2 separate regions of the Homo sapiens genome follow, and region 1 is linked to region 2. Evidence: chromatin contacts called from ENCODE Hi-C or POLR2A ChIA-PET data. All regions are on one chromosome and are shown on one strand. The core of a region is the stretch at or near the end of the contact, and the rest is flanking DNA. Distances in the headings are between cores, read along the strand shown.

Region 1 (7,655 bases), core at 3,874-6,373, 1.1 Mb before region 2:
TCACCTGCCTCGGCCTCCCAAAGTGTTGGGATTACAAGCACGAGCCACTGTGCCCAGCTCTTATTCTCTTTTCTATCTTCCATGCCTAGCACAGTGCCTGGCACATTTTAGGTAACCAAAAAATATTTGATGAATGAATGCAAAGGCTTCATGGAGGAGGTGGCATTTGATCTGGGCCTTTAAAGACTGGGGAAGATCTTGACAGATGAGGACAGGGGACAGGGGACACCACCTCAAGAAGAGTGACAAGGTCATTTTACAAAGATCATCCTGGGCCAGGCATGGTGGCTCATTCCTGTAATCCCAGCACTTTGGGAGGCCAGGCAGGCTGATCACCTGAGGTCAGGAGTTTGAGACCAGCCCGTCCAACATGGTGAAACCCACCTCTACTAAAAATACAAAAATTAGCTGGGCTTGGTGGTGTGCACCTGAACTCCCAGCTACTTGGGGAAGCTGAGGTGGGAGGATCGTTTGAACCTGGGAGGCAGAGGTCACAGTGAGCTGAGATCGCACCACTGCACTCCAGCCTGGGCTACAAAGTAAGACTCCGTCTCAAAAAAAAAAAAGAAAAAATCATCCTGGGTGGAAGATGAAGGTTCTGGGTGAGACAGGCAGCAGAGAGACCAGTGAGGAGGTTGCTGCAGGGTTCAGGGGAGAAGGGATGGTGGCCTGGACCAAACTTTGGCAGTGGGGACAGAAAAGGCCTAAAGGAAATTCAGGAGCAATGGGCAAGAGTTGAGGAGTATGGAGCAAGAGGGAGCAGGAGTCATGGGTGACTCCAGGTGTCTGGTGGGTGGGAGCAAGTTGGGGAAGCCTTGGTAGGAAGTTGAGTTTGGCTCAGCAAAATTTTAGGGCAGAATGACCTTCCAGGTCTCTCAAGTCAAAGCCGGTGTTGATGGTGTTTCCACAGCCTGGAACTGAGCTGGGAAGGTGGAGCAATCTTGAGGACAGAGGGGAAAGGGTCCAGCTGAGCAGGAGCGAGTTCCATGTGCATTAGAAGCCCTGCCTCAGCTTCCCCAGTTTTCTGGGCCCCAGGGAGAAAGGGCTGGCCACTGAGGCCTTGTACATGCTAACACTCAGCCTGAAGTTACTGGAAGGTGGTATCCCGCAAAACAGACCTGATCCTTGTTTAGCAGCATGTCACATTCCATGGGATGGCAGGACCCCTTCCTTTCTTCCATTTTTCTTGTTTCTGTTTTTGAGATGGAATCTCGCTCTGTCGCCCAGGCTGGAGTGCAGTGGTGCCATCTTGGCTCACTGCAACCTCCACCTCCCAGGTTCAAGTGATTCTCCTGCCTCAGCCTCCCGGGTAGCTGGGATTACAGGCGCGTGCCACCACACCCAGCTAATTTTTATATTTTTAGTAGAGACAGGGTTTCACCATGTTGGCCAGGCTGGTCTCAAATTCCCGATCTCATGATCCACCTGCCTTGGCCTCCCAAAGTGTTGGGATTACAGGCGTGAGCCACCACACCCAGCCCCTTTCTTCTATTTTTCTTGAGGTATAACATACGTAAAGTATATAAAGCCCCCAGTCTTTTTTCTTTCTTTCTTTCTTTTTCCCCCGAAACAGGGTCTCATTCTGTCGCCCAGACTGGAGAGCAGTGGCACGATCTTGGCTCACTGCAGCCTCTGCCTCCCGAAGTCCCCTAGTCTTATGGTGAATTTTTACTTGATGAATTTTCACTTACATAATCACCAGCCAGAAGAAGATATAATCCTTCCAGCATCCCAGAAAAGCTCCTCTTGCTCCTTTCCCATCCCTACTCCTGACCTGACCCAGGTAACTACCATTTTGATTTCTAACCCTATAGATTAGTTGAGCTTTATATGAATGGATTCATATGGTATGTACTGTTTTGTATCTGGCTTCTTTTAGTCCACATACTATATGTGAGATTAACTGGTGCTATTACATGTAACAGTAGTTTGTTCTTTTATATGTAAAACACAGTATTCCATTGCATGAACATGCCACAATTTATCCATTCTCCAGTGATGGACATTGAACTATTTCCAATTTGAGCTATGAATAAGTCTGCTATGAACATTCTTGCACAAGTCTCCATGTAAACATAGGCACTCATTTCTCTCGGGTACATACCTAGGAGTGGAAATTCTAGATCACAGCATAGGTGTATGTTTAGATTTTGTAGATGCTGGTTTTCCAAAGTGGCTGTACCAATTTGCTCTGCCGTCAGCACTGCAAGAATTTGTTGCTCCACAGCCTCTCAACATTCAGCTCTCTTTTTCTTTTTTTGTTAGTTTTTATTTCATAATCATAAACTCTGCAATCCACCTGGGCATGGAAGGGAACAAGGAAAACATGAAACCCAAAGGGAACTGCAGCGAGAGCACAAAGATTCTAGGATACTGGGAGCAAATGGGGTGGAAGGGTGCTCTCCTGAGCTACAGAAGGAATGGTCTGGTGGTGAAGATAAAACACAAGTCAAACTTATTGGAGTTGTCTACAGTCAGCAATGGTGATCTTCTTGCTGGTCTTGCCATTCCTGGACCCAAAGCGCTCCATGGCCTCCACGATCTTCATGCCTTCTTTCTTCTTTCACCTTGCCAAAGACTACATGCTTGCCATCCAACCACTCAGTCTTGGCAGTGCAGATGACAAACTGGGAACCGTTTGTGTTGGGTCCAGCATTTACCACGGACAAGATGCCAGGACCTGTATGCTTTAGGATGAAGTTCTCATCATCAGATTTCTCCCCACAGATGGACTTGCCACCAGTGCCATTATGGCATGTGAAGTCACCACCCTGACATATAAATCCTGGAATAATTCTGTGAAAGCAGGAAACCTTTTAACCAAATCCTTTCTCTCCAGTGCTCACAGCACGAAAGTTTTCTGCTGTCTTTGGAATCTTGTCTGCAAACAGCTCGAAGGAGTAGGGGCCTAAGGGCGCGTCATCGACAGTGATGTCAAAGAACAAGGTGGGGCTGACCATGGCTGATAGTATGGGGATCCCAGCGGCATCTGCAAAGCCAGCTCTCTCTTTTTCTAAACAAGAGCTTCCACTACAAGACTCCTCTTGTCATTCAGTGTTGGATACTGGGTGTGGCTGCCATGGATGCATTGATCCTTTAGCCTGTAAGCAGCAGGATGGTGGGAGGCCACATTCAGGCCTGTTTTGAGTCTCAGCTGGAGGAGAAATGGACATCTCCTTGCTTTGGATGTGACCTCAGGAACTGGATAGCCATCTTGTGGCCATGAGCATAAACCAGCACAAGGACAGAAGATAAAATGAACCTCAGTCCTTGATGACACTGCCTAGCCACTGAGTGGCAGGCTACTTATTTTTTTAAGCCACTTGATGTAGTTGTGTGTTTAACTTGCAACATAAAAGATACAGTCCACCAACCTTCTTTATTCCCAAACCCCAACGGCTCCATTTCTGTTCTCAACAGCATCAGCCCCACTGAGCACTCCCTCCTTCCTGAAACCTCCTCTCTAGGACCCACACTCACTTGGTCCTCTTTCTACCCCACTGGCCACTGCTTCTTAGTCTCCTTTCCCGGATCCTCCTCTTCTTTTCTCTCCACCTTCTTTCACTTGCGTTCTCACCCAGCACCATGACCTTTGTATTGATGGCCCCCAAATATGTATCTCCTGCCCCAGCCTCCGTTCGCAGCTTCTGTGTCACATAAACCTGCCTACTCACCCTCTCTGCCTGCATGTTGCCCCGACATTTCAAACTTAACTTCTCAAAGCCGAACTTGATCTTCCCCCTCAGTCCGTTCCTCTTTCAGGCTTTATTGTCTTGGTCAAGGAATCTTTTACCCTTTCATTTACTCAAGGCTAAAACCTAGCGAGGAGTTATTGCCAATGCCTCCACATCCACCCAAGTCCAATCTTCCACCCTTCCCTTCACCTCCCCAAGCTACCACCCTGTCTGAGTCAGCATTGGCTTTTGTCTGGAAAGCTGCAACCACCTCCTAACTGGTCTGCCTACACCCACTCCTGAGTGCTTTCCAAGCCATGCGGCCTGGGTGGCCTTTCAGAAATCCTAATTTGCTATCCTCTTCCTGATGAAAATGGCTTCCCTGACTCTCAAGAGAAAAGCCAAATTCAGTATGTAGCTGACCTGTTTTCTTCTGTGCTCACCTCACCCCAACTCTGCCGCTTCCCAGCTCCAGATCTGGGACAAATGTTCTTTCTGCCTAGAACATTTCCCCTCTCACTCTTACCCTAATCGTCCTTTGTTTCTCAACCTAAATGCCATCTTCCCAAGGAGGTTCCACCCTTTCCCTACATTAGTACTCCATTAATTTCTCCTAACACTCTCTACTTCTTCTCACAGCACTTCCCATGATGTGTAATTATGTATTGATTAAAGTCACTAATATACAGTGATTATATGACTGTCTCCCCGCCTACCCGCCATTAGACTGGCAGTGCCTTGAGGTCAGGGACAGACCCAGGTTACCGACTCTACCTGCCCTTAGCACTGCGCTTGGGTACAGTAAGCGCCCAAGGAATATGCTTAATTAGCTAATAAATGACTACACGGACTCATTCAAGCCTCATAAAAGCCCTAAGGTGGGCATTTCAACAGAAGCCGGGTCGGGGTGGGCGAGGGGCTCGCTGGCCCAAGGTACGGGGCAAGTGGGGGAGCCGAGGCCTGACCCAAGGCAGTCCCAAGTTCTGAGCCCGGACCTTTCAGCTCCTGAGCCTTGGCTGCATGATGAAACGCTAGGGAGGGGGTGGACTTTGAGCCACGAGAAGGTTTTCCCGGAGTCCACGGACCATCCACGCGGGCAAGAACGAAGCGGGTTCACCAACATGAACACAACCCGGCCCGCCCAGCGCTCACGGAGTAAGGATCACAATCTGCTGCATATGCATGAGGGGACCCGGCCGCGCTTCGGGGCTGTCCACACTGCGCCTGATAAAAATTATTCGGGCTTGAAGATCTCGGGGCTCCCAGAGTTTTGTAAAAGTGCATACAAAGTCCTCAAAGGTGGTCTGTGGCTGATATTTACGGGAAATGGGGCGAGGATGAGCCCCCACTTCGGACCTTGTGATCAGGCGTTTGCGGTAGACAGCCCGATCCCAGGATGGGTCCTCGGCCGGCTCGACTAGAAGACTAAGGGGGCGTCTCCCCGGCTTCCTGCGGCGTCGGTGGCGAGCTGAGGTGGAGGCAGGCTGCGGCAGACGGCGACAGTGGCGGCGGCGCCATGGCAGGGCTTGCAGGTACCGTGGCGTCAACCTGCTTGGGGCGGGATGAGAGGCCCTCCATGCGGCCGCGCCGCCATATTGTCCCTTCTGGGTCACCTTAGGCGTCGCCGGGTCCCCGTCACTGGGGTTTTCCTTCCGCATACCCCGGGAAGGCAGGGCGCCCCTGTCCGGCTTCAGGTGATTGCCGTGATTGGACCTAGCCTGGGCCTTGGGGGGTCCCTTCCCAGCCCGGAGGTGGGTCATAGTACTCCTGGGTGCTGGCTCTGGCCTTGTCCAAGGTCAGCGCCCTTGCAGGATGAGACAGGCAGAGCCGGGGGCACGGGGCTGGGAGCGCGACCACCATCTCTGCAGCCCCGGGTTCCACGGCAGGGTGCCCAGCTTGTGAGAGGCCTGTCATTCTGTCCCCATCAGTTTAGTTGCGTTGCTTTAGTTGCTTTTTTGGGGGGGAGGTGGGGGGACGTGGGGGTGAGGGGAGAGAGGGTCTCCTGAGGCTCCGCTTCGGTGTCTGGGGTGATAGGCTGACGCTCTGCTAAGAGTCGCGGGCGCTTCTTACTCCCTCCAACTTTACATCAAGGGTGGACATCCCTTCCCTTTCCTTCTATAGACGTGGGGAGTGGCCCTCAAGGGCAGCTGAAGGAACGGAATGCCTGGCGCACTAATGGCCTGGAAAGGAAGCATGGGGGATGGGGGACAGTTGTTTTTTCCTTCCCCTTTCCAAATCTCCTTTAGTTTCCTTCCAGGCCTCCGTGTCCCATTTCATCGCCGAATGTTGGGAGACTGGGGTCTGTCCTCGGAAAGAAACAGCCTTTCTGTTTATAGGTTTGGATCGTCTATCCCTTTCAGGGAACTGGTGTGTTGGGGACGGCTTCTCTGCCCTGCCTGACATGGTCCAGTCATCCCGTCAGCCTTCTGGACGGCAACACCAAAGCTGGGACCAAAAAAAAGTTCCAGCTTAAGTGCTAATGCCAAGTGTTAGATCTTGTTTGCTTGTTTGTTTTAAATCAGAGACTAATTAATGTCAAGCAAATCTGTTAAAAGATTTGATCACGGGAAGCCTGGTCGGTTTCCAGTGACCAGGTCAATTCCATATCTGAAATTAGTCTTGTTAGAGTTGCTGCCAAAAACAGTTTAACCTTTAATCTGTAATATGTTGTTTCAAAGAGGAATCTGGGTTAGACTGTCTTTTTTTGTTGTTGTTCTCCTATCTTTGAAACACATGCATTCCATTTCAAGCCTGTCCCTGTGCGATATACCAAGAACCACGCGTTGCCTGCCTCTCTGACTTCCTGCTCTGGAAATGCTCAGGAATCTGGATCCTGCTGGGGCATGCATGGGCCCTGTGGGAGGGCAAGTCGGGGAGGGGAGGATAAACAGGATCACTCCCAGGGAAGATGGTGACAACGTGTCTCTGGGGCATATAGAGGAAGTCAGAGGTTACCGGGGGGAAAAGAGATTGTTGTTTGACTAGTGTTTTGTGTATGTGCATGAGTGCACACGTTTAAATCTCTGAGGGGGGGTGGGGGCGGTGGGGGGGGGAAGTTAACTGCAAATTCAGAATCTCCCTTTGGGGTGTTGGCTCCTGAGGAGATACACATTTCAAAATAGATATCTAGTAAATGGCTCACAGCAAACCTGCTCCCCGATCCAACAGTAATCCGTTGCCCAAGCTCAAGGAACTTGCCCCTGCCCTTCCCTGACAGCAGACATCCCTTCCTTCAGTGACAATTCAAATATTCCACAGATAAAGGTAACAGTGTCACATAGCACCCTGCACCCCTAAAAGTCATGGTACCTAAACACCTCTGGACTTAACTTCAGTTCGTTAGGCTAAGAAACTAACATCCTGGAGTATTAGTCTCAAGGGTCTCTCACCTGTTGCTGGAGTCCCACAGAGCTATTCCCAATTCCTTCCCAACCGATCTGCTCTGTCCTTGGCCTTGTGGGGGCAAAGTCTTCTGGGAGCAATGATGGTTTAGGCAAAGGGGACGTTCAGCACTGTGACTAAGGGCTGTGCAGTAAAACACTAGTCATTTTCAATTCTTCGCATTGCTCTCTATCAGAATAAAATGTTTAATGGTATAGTTTGTGGAAAAAATTTTATAAACAAGGTGTGTTTGGACCATCTAGGCATTGCATGGCATTGCACTGGATGGAAAGTGAATGCACTGTCTTCTCTGGTGGGTTAAGTTTGCTGCCAGAACATGAAGTTTTGTGGGTGGAGGATGCAAATGGGGAGTGGACATTGCACATTGAAGCCCACACGTGCAGGTGCAGGCCACCAGGGCAGCCCTTGCCTGGAAATCTGTCATCTCACCTTGCCACACTCACAGCCCTGCTGATGGACGGATGGAGGAAAAGGGCTTTGCCAAGATGATATGGAAAGCTCTGGGGCTACCAGGAGCCTCTTGTCCTCTAAGTGGGGGCACAAGAGGTGCTGTGTCCAGAGCAGCCAGCTCTTACCATG
Region 2 (7,747 bases), core at 4,688-7,187:
TTTAAAATATATACATTTTCAGAATGAAAAAGAAGGCAATTAAAAAATACATGACAAAATTTTAAGCGCACAGACTCTTGGAAAGAGTAATTCTGTGTGCAGAAATGGCTCCGACAGCTACACATGCACTCGTGCATGGAGACACACAGGAAAGGGTGTTCACTGCAGCACTGTTTACAGCAGCAAGATTGAGAACAAGCTAAACATCCTTGAGTAGAGGACAAACAACTGGTGGTCTATCCGTCAATGGAAAGCCACATGCTCAGGAGCAAAGGTGGCCATGAACCTGTATGTGCCCACCAAGAATAACCTGCAACAGAGACTTACATGAAAAATTCAAGGTATAGAAAAGTAGGGAGAGACTATGCCACTGTCTAAGTAATAAAAAGGGATGTTACTGACAATAGCTGCACGTGATGCTGAGTATTTCTATAAGGAAACCTCAAGACTCGTCACAGTGATTAGGTGTCTGGGTAGGACAGGGACTAATTTTTCATTGGGCTTTTTTTTTTTTTTTAACCAAGTTTGAATTTTTTTAAACCAACATACATGTATTGCTTTTTCAGTAAAAATATAACTTTTACACACAAAAAAAACCTCCAGCAAAACGTATCCAGAGATGCCTCTTCCTAGATCTCAGGTATCAGACTCCCTGGGTTGGGAGGGGAGGCAGGACCCAGGCACACAGATTTTGAAATGTCTCCTCAAGGGCTGCTGGTCTAGCCTTGCAGAACAGGCAGTCAGCCTCTGAGAGTAGACTGAGGAAGCCTGGACACTGTGGGGCTCTGGGGTGTGGAGGAGAGTGCCAGGGAAGACTGTGGGAAAACTTGACTTTGAGGCATAGGAAGGATTTGAAGAAGGCTTTGAATGCTGACCATGTACAGCTGGGATGAGAGGGTTCCTACAGGAAGGACGGGAAATTAAGTGAAACTGATAAGGGAGGGGAAGGGGAAGGAAGGTCTCTCAGTATGGGATCCTGGCAAGTCCCTTTCCTCCGAGATTTAGTTCCTACTCATGGGAAAGGAAGGGGCTGGGCCAGAGTCCTTTTCAGACCTGCTATCCTAGGACCTTACTTTATTTCATCTCATTTAATATTAAAGGAGGTGGGGAGGGTCCCCAGCTCAGCACATGGCCATAGAGCTCCACACCTGTGCAGAGTGTAATCAAATATTTGGAGGCTGCAGAAAATTCACACAAGGATCTTAGGTAAAGCAGCCCTTGGGCAACGTTCCCCCAGGGAGAAGGAGCAGATGGCCTTCTGCTGAGATGCCCTTCCTCACCCTGTTAATAATTAAGCCATTCCTGAAGACCTCTTTTGTTACTTTTTTTTTTTTTTTTTTGAGACAGAGTCTTGCTCTGTTGCCCAGGCTGGAGTGCAATGGCGCGATCTCGGCTCACTGCAACCTCCACCTCCCGGGTTCAAGCAATTCTCCCGCCTCAGCCTCCTGAGTAGCTGGGATTACAGGCATGTTCCACCACGCTCGGCTAATTTTTGTATTTTTAGTAGAGATTGGGTTTTGCCATGTTGGCCAGGCTGGTCTCGAACTCCTGACCTCAGGTGATCCGCCCGCCTCAGCCTCTCAAAGTGCTGGGATTACATGCGTGAGCCACCATGCCCAGCCTCTTTTGTTACTTTTGAAGTTCGGTTTGCAGAGACTTATGCCTTGGCTTGCTTTATACCAAGATGCTCCAGGATAAGGGCTCACGGGCTGCAACAGTCTAGACCTAAGCCACAGGCCCAAACTACAGGGACCTGAAGTGGAGAGGGCCCAGGATGCAGGTTAGGAGCCTGGGGTGGATCCTGGCTAGATCTCGGTGTGCTGCTGCTGCAGACTCTGGGAGGTCAGAAACTAAGTCTTTAAGGCAGCTCTGTCTGTCAGTGTTTCCCCAGGGCCAGCTCACTGCCAGGCACAGAGCAGCACTTAATAAATATTTATTGAATAAGTAGCTCAGCCACAGTGAGCTTGGTCAAGCCTCTTTCTACCAGTGAACCTCAGTTTCCTCTTCTGAAAAACAAGGATGATAAGAATAGTAATACTTTCCAAAGTTGGATAAAGATCTACTGAGATAATGTGTATGAAAGTGCTCTGCAAATCAAAACAAACTAAACAAATATTAAAGATCCAGAACCAACGTGCTGAAACAAAACAAAAAGAATGAATATACGGGAGAATGAGCAAATTTACGAGAAAGCAACTGGCTCCAGATGGTCATCAAATGAATTACTACAATGGAAAGGGACAGCATAGGTCACTCTAGTCCACTGTTCCAAAGTCCAAATAGCATTTCTCAGGCCACCTCTGTTCCAAAGGAGCAAAAAATCTCTCAAAACCTTTGTCCAGATTTTGGTATGACGAACACGGTTACAGTTACAATTGTACCCTGCATACCACTGGGCTCAGAGTATCTGCCAAAGCAAACTGGCATACAGATGCTGGGTGTTTGCTGGAGGCAAGGGACCAGCAGGGTGAGGGGCACCTGGAGGCTGTGCCTGCCATGTGGTTGCTCTGCCTCATGACCAAGTTTGTGTTCAGAGGAGTGTGGGCTGCACACAGAGAGAATGATTGGCTGGGAGGCCTCGGCCAAGCCATCAATTTCCTGGCTGTACACTGGGACCAACCACTGCTGCCTCCCATGGTAGCCACTGTGTAAGCACTAGTCCCCTTCCCTTTCCCTCTGCCCACTGGGGATTCCTGGCTGCAGCCTGAGAAATGAGTCCTAGCCTCCGTCACTTGGCTCTCCTGTGCAAGGCACCTTGGAGACAAGTCCCTTCCCGCCTTTGTGGGTGACTGATTGCGTTGGCTGGGCCCCTCTCTGGTGGGGGCTGGCTGAGAATTCCAACAGACCCAGTGGTGGACATGCCTACTATCAGACTGGACATATACACAGCACAACTCCGGAACCTTCTCACAGTCCAGTGTGTAAAACTGCTTGTGTGAGGGTCCCTAGCTCCTCTGACTCTTCCACCTTTAAGGAATTCTAAACTGGCACCCTGACCTTCAGGATCCTTAGAAAGCAAGATTTGTGGGCTTTTAGGATAAATGTGCTTGCTCCTAATTAAAGGGAAAGAAGGCTCAGCCCCTTGGGACCCTAAAAGCAGGAGTTCCCTTTCCAAGAAGCAGAGCTGAGCTGTGGGAAGAGACACGGTTTGGAGACAGTTGGCCTTGGGCCTGAGCTACCTTTTCCTTATCTGCAAAACAGGGATGGGAAGTCCATCTGCCTCTGGCTTATTGTACAGATTTCATGAGCGCCCTTGTGGAGCCCCTGGCGCAGAGCCAGGCAAACAGCAGGTGTACAAGAAATGTGCTCAGACTGCTACTTCCTGCCCCAAACCAGCAACACCCAACATTTTCCCTTCTGGCCCATCAGAGCGCTGGCCAAGCTTTCCTAAGGGAGCACAGCATCCTCTGCTACCCCAATTGGCTCTTCCCACTCCCATGGGCCCCACCCAAACCTCACCCTCTTGTGTCATCTGGATGCCTGCAAAGCCTCCTCCCTGTTGTGATTTTTATTCATTCCAATTTACCCAGCCTGATTCATCCTCTGGAAAGTCTTCCAGTTGTGCTACCTCTGCTCTAAAACCTTCCATGCCTCCCCAGTGCCTCTGCTTTTCAGCTGTTTAACACTGCCTACAACCTCCTGGCTCCACCCAGATTTTCCAGCCAGAGCCCTGATGCCTCAGCAAAACTAGCATACTGCTGTTTCCCTAAATGCACACTTATCATCCAGCCATGCCCTCTGCACCCACCTCCCTGGAATGTCGGCACCACCCTCTGCCTCTGCAAATCCAGCTCCCCTCAAAGGGCTCTTGTTTCCTCTGGCTCATGCTCACTTCTTCCTTCTCAGACAATGCTTTTCCTCAGCAGACGCTTAATTACAGAGTGTCACACAGTCTCTCATAATTGTAGGCTTGTCTTCTTGTCAGACCATAAGTTCCTCAGGGCAGAGACGCCTTGTCTGTCTATTAATCCCCATCCTCTCAGAGCCTGGCCCAGGGCTAGGAAGGCAGGGCCGAGAGAAGGGGGGGGGAGAGAGAGAGAGAGAGAGAGAGAGAGAGAGAGAGAGAGAGAGAGAGGAGAGAGAGAGAGAGAGAGACAGAGACAGAGAGAGAGAGAGAGGAGAGAGACAGAGAGAGAGAGAGAGAGACAGAGAGAGAGAGAGAGAGAGCAAGAGCGAGAGACTCGCTTTGACCACTTGGGACCACTTCTCTTGCTCCTATCCCATGAGGAAACTGTTCACTGGCCAAACCAGACCTCAGGGCTCCAGGCCAGTGATGTACAGAGACGAGGGAGCCCGGGGGAGGGAGGCAGAGATGTGGCTCTAGTCTTGCTCTGGGATCCTAGGCATCCCTACCCGTCCCTGGGCCTGCCTCCATGCTGTGGAACAGCCATGTTTTAGCTCTAGAATGTGGCTTGTATTTCTCTTTAAGGTAGCCTTGGTTTCTAAGAATGGGTGGGTCTGTCTGTTAACACAGCTGATTCCAGCACAGGTTGAGTGAGGAAAGGCAGCCACAGTCAGGTCTGGGAAATCTGGGAACCCGAGAGAGATTTACACCACACACCTCATCAACCTCATTACATTCCTGTAAGGACTAGACTTCATTCCTGCTCAGGTGTTCAATTCCACAGCCTGCACCCTGGCCCAGTCTGACTTGACAGTGCCTGCTGCCAGGACCAAGTAGGGGAAAGGTGACTTGCTTCTGAAAACCACCAATCCCCACACAAAACAAAGCTGATGATGGTGATGACTGCCATTTATTGAGGGGCTGTTACTACACGAGTTCTCATTTCCATCCCAATCTGATAGGGAGGAAAACGGAGGTACAGAAAGCTGACTAATCCAAGGTCACACAGCAACAAGCTAGGCTGTCATGCAAACCAGGGTCCTCTCAGTTCAGCTTTTCCCAGGTTGCAGCCGACAGGCTCTCAGCACCAGCATCCTCTAGAGAGCTGGTTTAAAAACCTAGGGGCATGTGATTCCTGCCCCAAGACCTGCCAAATGAGAGTGTCTAGGGATGGAGCTTTATAAAGACAAGAAACCCAAATTTTATATATGAGAAAACTGAGGCACAGAAAGGTGGCGTGACCTGCCAAGGTCATGCCGTAAGCATCCTCAGGAGTCCTGCTGGGACTCCAGAGCCAGCAAGGACAAACTTCCTGGGGGAGGTGGCATTTGACAGTGTGGGCCTCTAGGGGAAGAGAGGGCACTATAGGGGAAGAGGACAGCATTAATAAAGGCTGAAGCGGGAAAGGACAGGCAACAACTTCTCAAAGTGGCTAGGGGAAGGAAGAAATACATACAGAACCACGATGACAGCCTTCCCGCAAGAGCCCATCTGAGCTTCTGGGAAGAAAGCCTGTGTGGCATTTACAATCTGCAGGTCTCCAGCAGTGGCCCTCTGGGTGTGTCTGGTTGCTGCTCAGGATGAGAAAGCCACGGGAGGTGGTGACTCAGTCCCCACCCAGCCTCCAGATAGCCTCCTTTTAAATTCAAGATGAGCTCAGAGACTGGGGAAATGTCAAGAAAACCCTCCTCCCAGAACAGATGGGAACAGACCCAGGGAAGGCGGCCTGAGGGGTAGGCTATCAGGCAGAAGCCATAAACCTGGAGAAACGCTGCGGGCTGTGGAGAAGAGGCCTGGGCTACAAGTTTGCCTGTCACTGCTGTGGCTGTGGGCCCCTGAGCAGGTCCTTGTCTCTCTCTGGGCCCCCTATTTTTCATTCACCTGTGAAACAGGGAGAACTCCACTGGCTTCCGACTTCCAGGCCTGTTGGTGGAGAACAATGGTCGGGAAAGAGCCTGGCTGATTACACAATGCCTCACACAGCCTGGGAGAGATGAGAAGATCACTCCTATTACTATTAGAATAGCCACAGGTGCTTTCCTAGTTATCTAAACCCCAACCACAGGGCATGCGGGGGTGGGGGGGATGGGGGGGGAACTGGGCTGTCTAGTTCCTACAAAGAGAAAAGTCACCCAGATGTTTTTGGGAAGGGAAAGTTCACATTTATTAAGTGCCTACTGTGCACCAGATTTAAAAAAAAATACATAATCTCATTTAATCCTCATCATAATCCTGTAGTACAGATCTTGAGTCCAGATAAGAAAACTGAAGCTCAAAGAAATAATTTGCCCAAGATTACAAACGCAGTGAATGATGGAGACTGATTAAAACCAGGCGTTTGTGGTTCTGAAACCCAGAGTTTCTACTCTCTGGAACAGTTTCTTCTTTTTTTTTTTTTGAGACAGAGTTTTGCTTTTGTCACCCATGCTGGAGTGCAATGGTGCAATCTCAGCTCACTGCAACCTCCGCTTCCCAGGTTCAAATGATTCTCCTGCGTCAGCCTCCCAAGTAGCTGGGATTACAGGCGTGTGCCACCACACCCAGCTAATTTTTGTATTTTCAGTAGAGACGGGGTTTCACCATGTTGGCCAGGCTGATGTCGAACCCCTGACCTCCAGTGATCTGCCCGCCTCGGCCTCCCAAAGTGTTGGGATTACAGGCGTGAGCCAGCGCGCCCGGTCGACAGGGTCTCATTTTGTTACCCAGGCTGGAGTGCAGTGGCATGATCTCAGCTCACTGCAGTCTCGACCTCCTGACCTTCTGGATTCAAGCTGTCCTCCTGCCTCAGCCTCCTCCAAGTAGCTGGGAATACAAGCGCATGCCACCACACCCAGCTAATTTTTGTATTTTTTGGAGCAACAGGGTTTTGTCTTGTTGCCCAAGCTGGTCTTGAACTCCTGAGCTCAAGCGACCTGCCTGCCTTGGCCTCCCAAAGTGCTAGGATTACAGGAGTGAGCCGCTGCTCACACAATTCTTGAGGGATTCCATGATTTCAGAATCAGTCTTAGGATAAGGAATGTTATTCCCATTTTATGGATTAGGAAGCTGAAGCCCAAAGGAAAGTGACATCCCTAAAAGTGGGTGAGATGTGGGAACTGGGATCCTGCACCCCTCACTTCCAGGCCAGGCACCAAGCCCTTCTTCTTTTCCACTGCAAGTAGCTGAAGTAAAGCACCAAGCACAGCGTACACAGTAAAAAGGTCAAAGGATGTTAGAGATTGTCATTATACACCAGGGGCAGGTGATAACAGCATGACAGTGACTTCTTCAAAGGCAGTGCCATGGAACAGGACCCAGAAGTCCTGGCTCAAACCTCTGTGGGTCCCTGGCCCTTCTGGGCCTCATCTCTTCATCTGTAAGACAAGGCGCTTGAACAGCTGATCTCATTCCCTGCACCAAAGTTCTAGGACATCCTAAGCTCCTTGACAGCAAACCCCAGCTCTCTGCAGAACCTCTCTCGGCTGAGGTCTTTGTTCCCCTACTCTACAGGGGAAGCAGGAAAAGCAGCCAAGGCTCACAACTACAAAGTGACTTTATTCCAAGTGCCACTGTCCAAGCAGGGCCCACCCTTAAACAACAATGGGATGGAACATGGAAAATCCAACTGTCCCCCTGCACAGACATCCCGATGGGCACGCCCATCTATCTTTACAAACGGACTAACAAAGAACAAGCAGGATTGGGGCCTGAATTAAGAAACAGCCGTCTCCCTGCTCTATTGGAAGGGCAGGTGCATTCTCGAATAACCAGGTAGTGGGGAGGAGGTTAAAGAGCCCTGGACTGTAATGTCCTAGTCCTGGATCCCTGTCCCAGCTCTGGCAGGAGCCAGCCAGCTGTTTACCCTTGGGCAAGCTCCTCTCCCTCGATGGGGCTGTTTAAAGACAGGCTGACAGTTCACAAAGC

The links. Hi-C counts contacts between places; a loop is a spot of excess contacts on that map. ChIA-PET counts read pairs that join two places held with the same protein, here RNA polymerase II (POLR2A). Pooled maps may share reads with other maps.
Region 1: a loop to region 2 is called in a map of CD8-positive, alpha-beta T cell, with 9 times the contacts of the local background. The contact joins the promoter of BLCAP here to the enhancer-like site in region 2. A Hi-C loop is called at or near these places in 3 of 168 maps with a recorded cell type or tissue (CD8-positive, alpha-beta T cell, gastrocnemius medialis and natural killer cell), 2 of 37 single-sample maps with no recorded cell type and 10 of 50 pooled maps. POLR2A ChIA-PET finds 5 or more read pairs at or near these places in 1 of 52 experiments (H1).

Annotation. Positions count from the first base shown.
Region 1 is chr20:37,525,344-37,532,998 of GRCh38, reverse strand. BLCAP (BLCAP apoptosis inducing factor) reads left to right here and starts at 5,123. Exons shown (of 2, transcript NM_006698.4): 1 at 5,123-5,206. It also overlaps the pseudogene PPIAP3. RefSeq lists enhancers at 4,831-5,140, 5,231-5,280, 4,602-5,319, 6,037-6,755.
Region 2 is chr20:36,463,346-36,471,092 of GRCh38, reverse strand. The region is part of intron 7 of DLGAP4 (DLG associated protein 4); the gene reads right to left. Among named protein-coding and RNA genes, the nearest start is that of MYL9, 74 kb to the left of the region's middle. RefSeq lists enhancers at 3,409-3,458, 5,478-5,657, 5,233-6,158, 6,159-7,085 and a silencer at 5,293-5,587. Within about 2 kb of position 5,937, at least 25 of the 41 ENCODE cell types and tissues checked have a DNase peak (open chromatin) inside an H3K27ac peak, as active enhancers do; they include CD8-positive, alpha-beta T cell, gastrocnemius medialis and natural killer cell, where a contact is called at or near this core.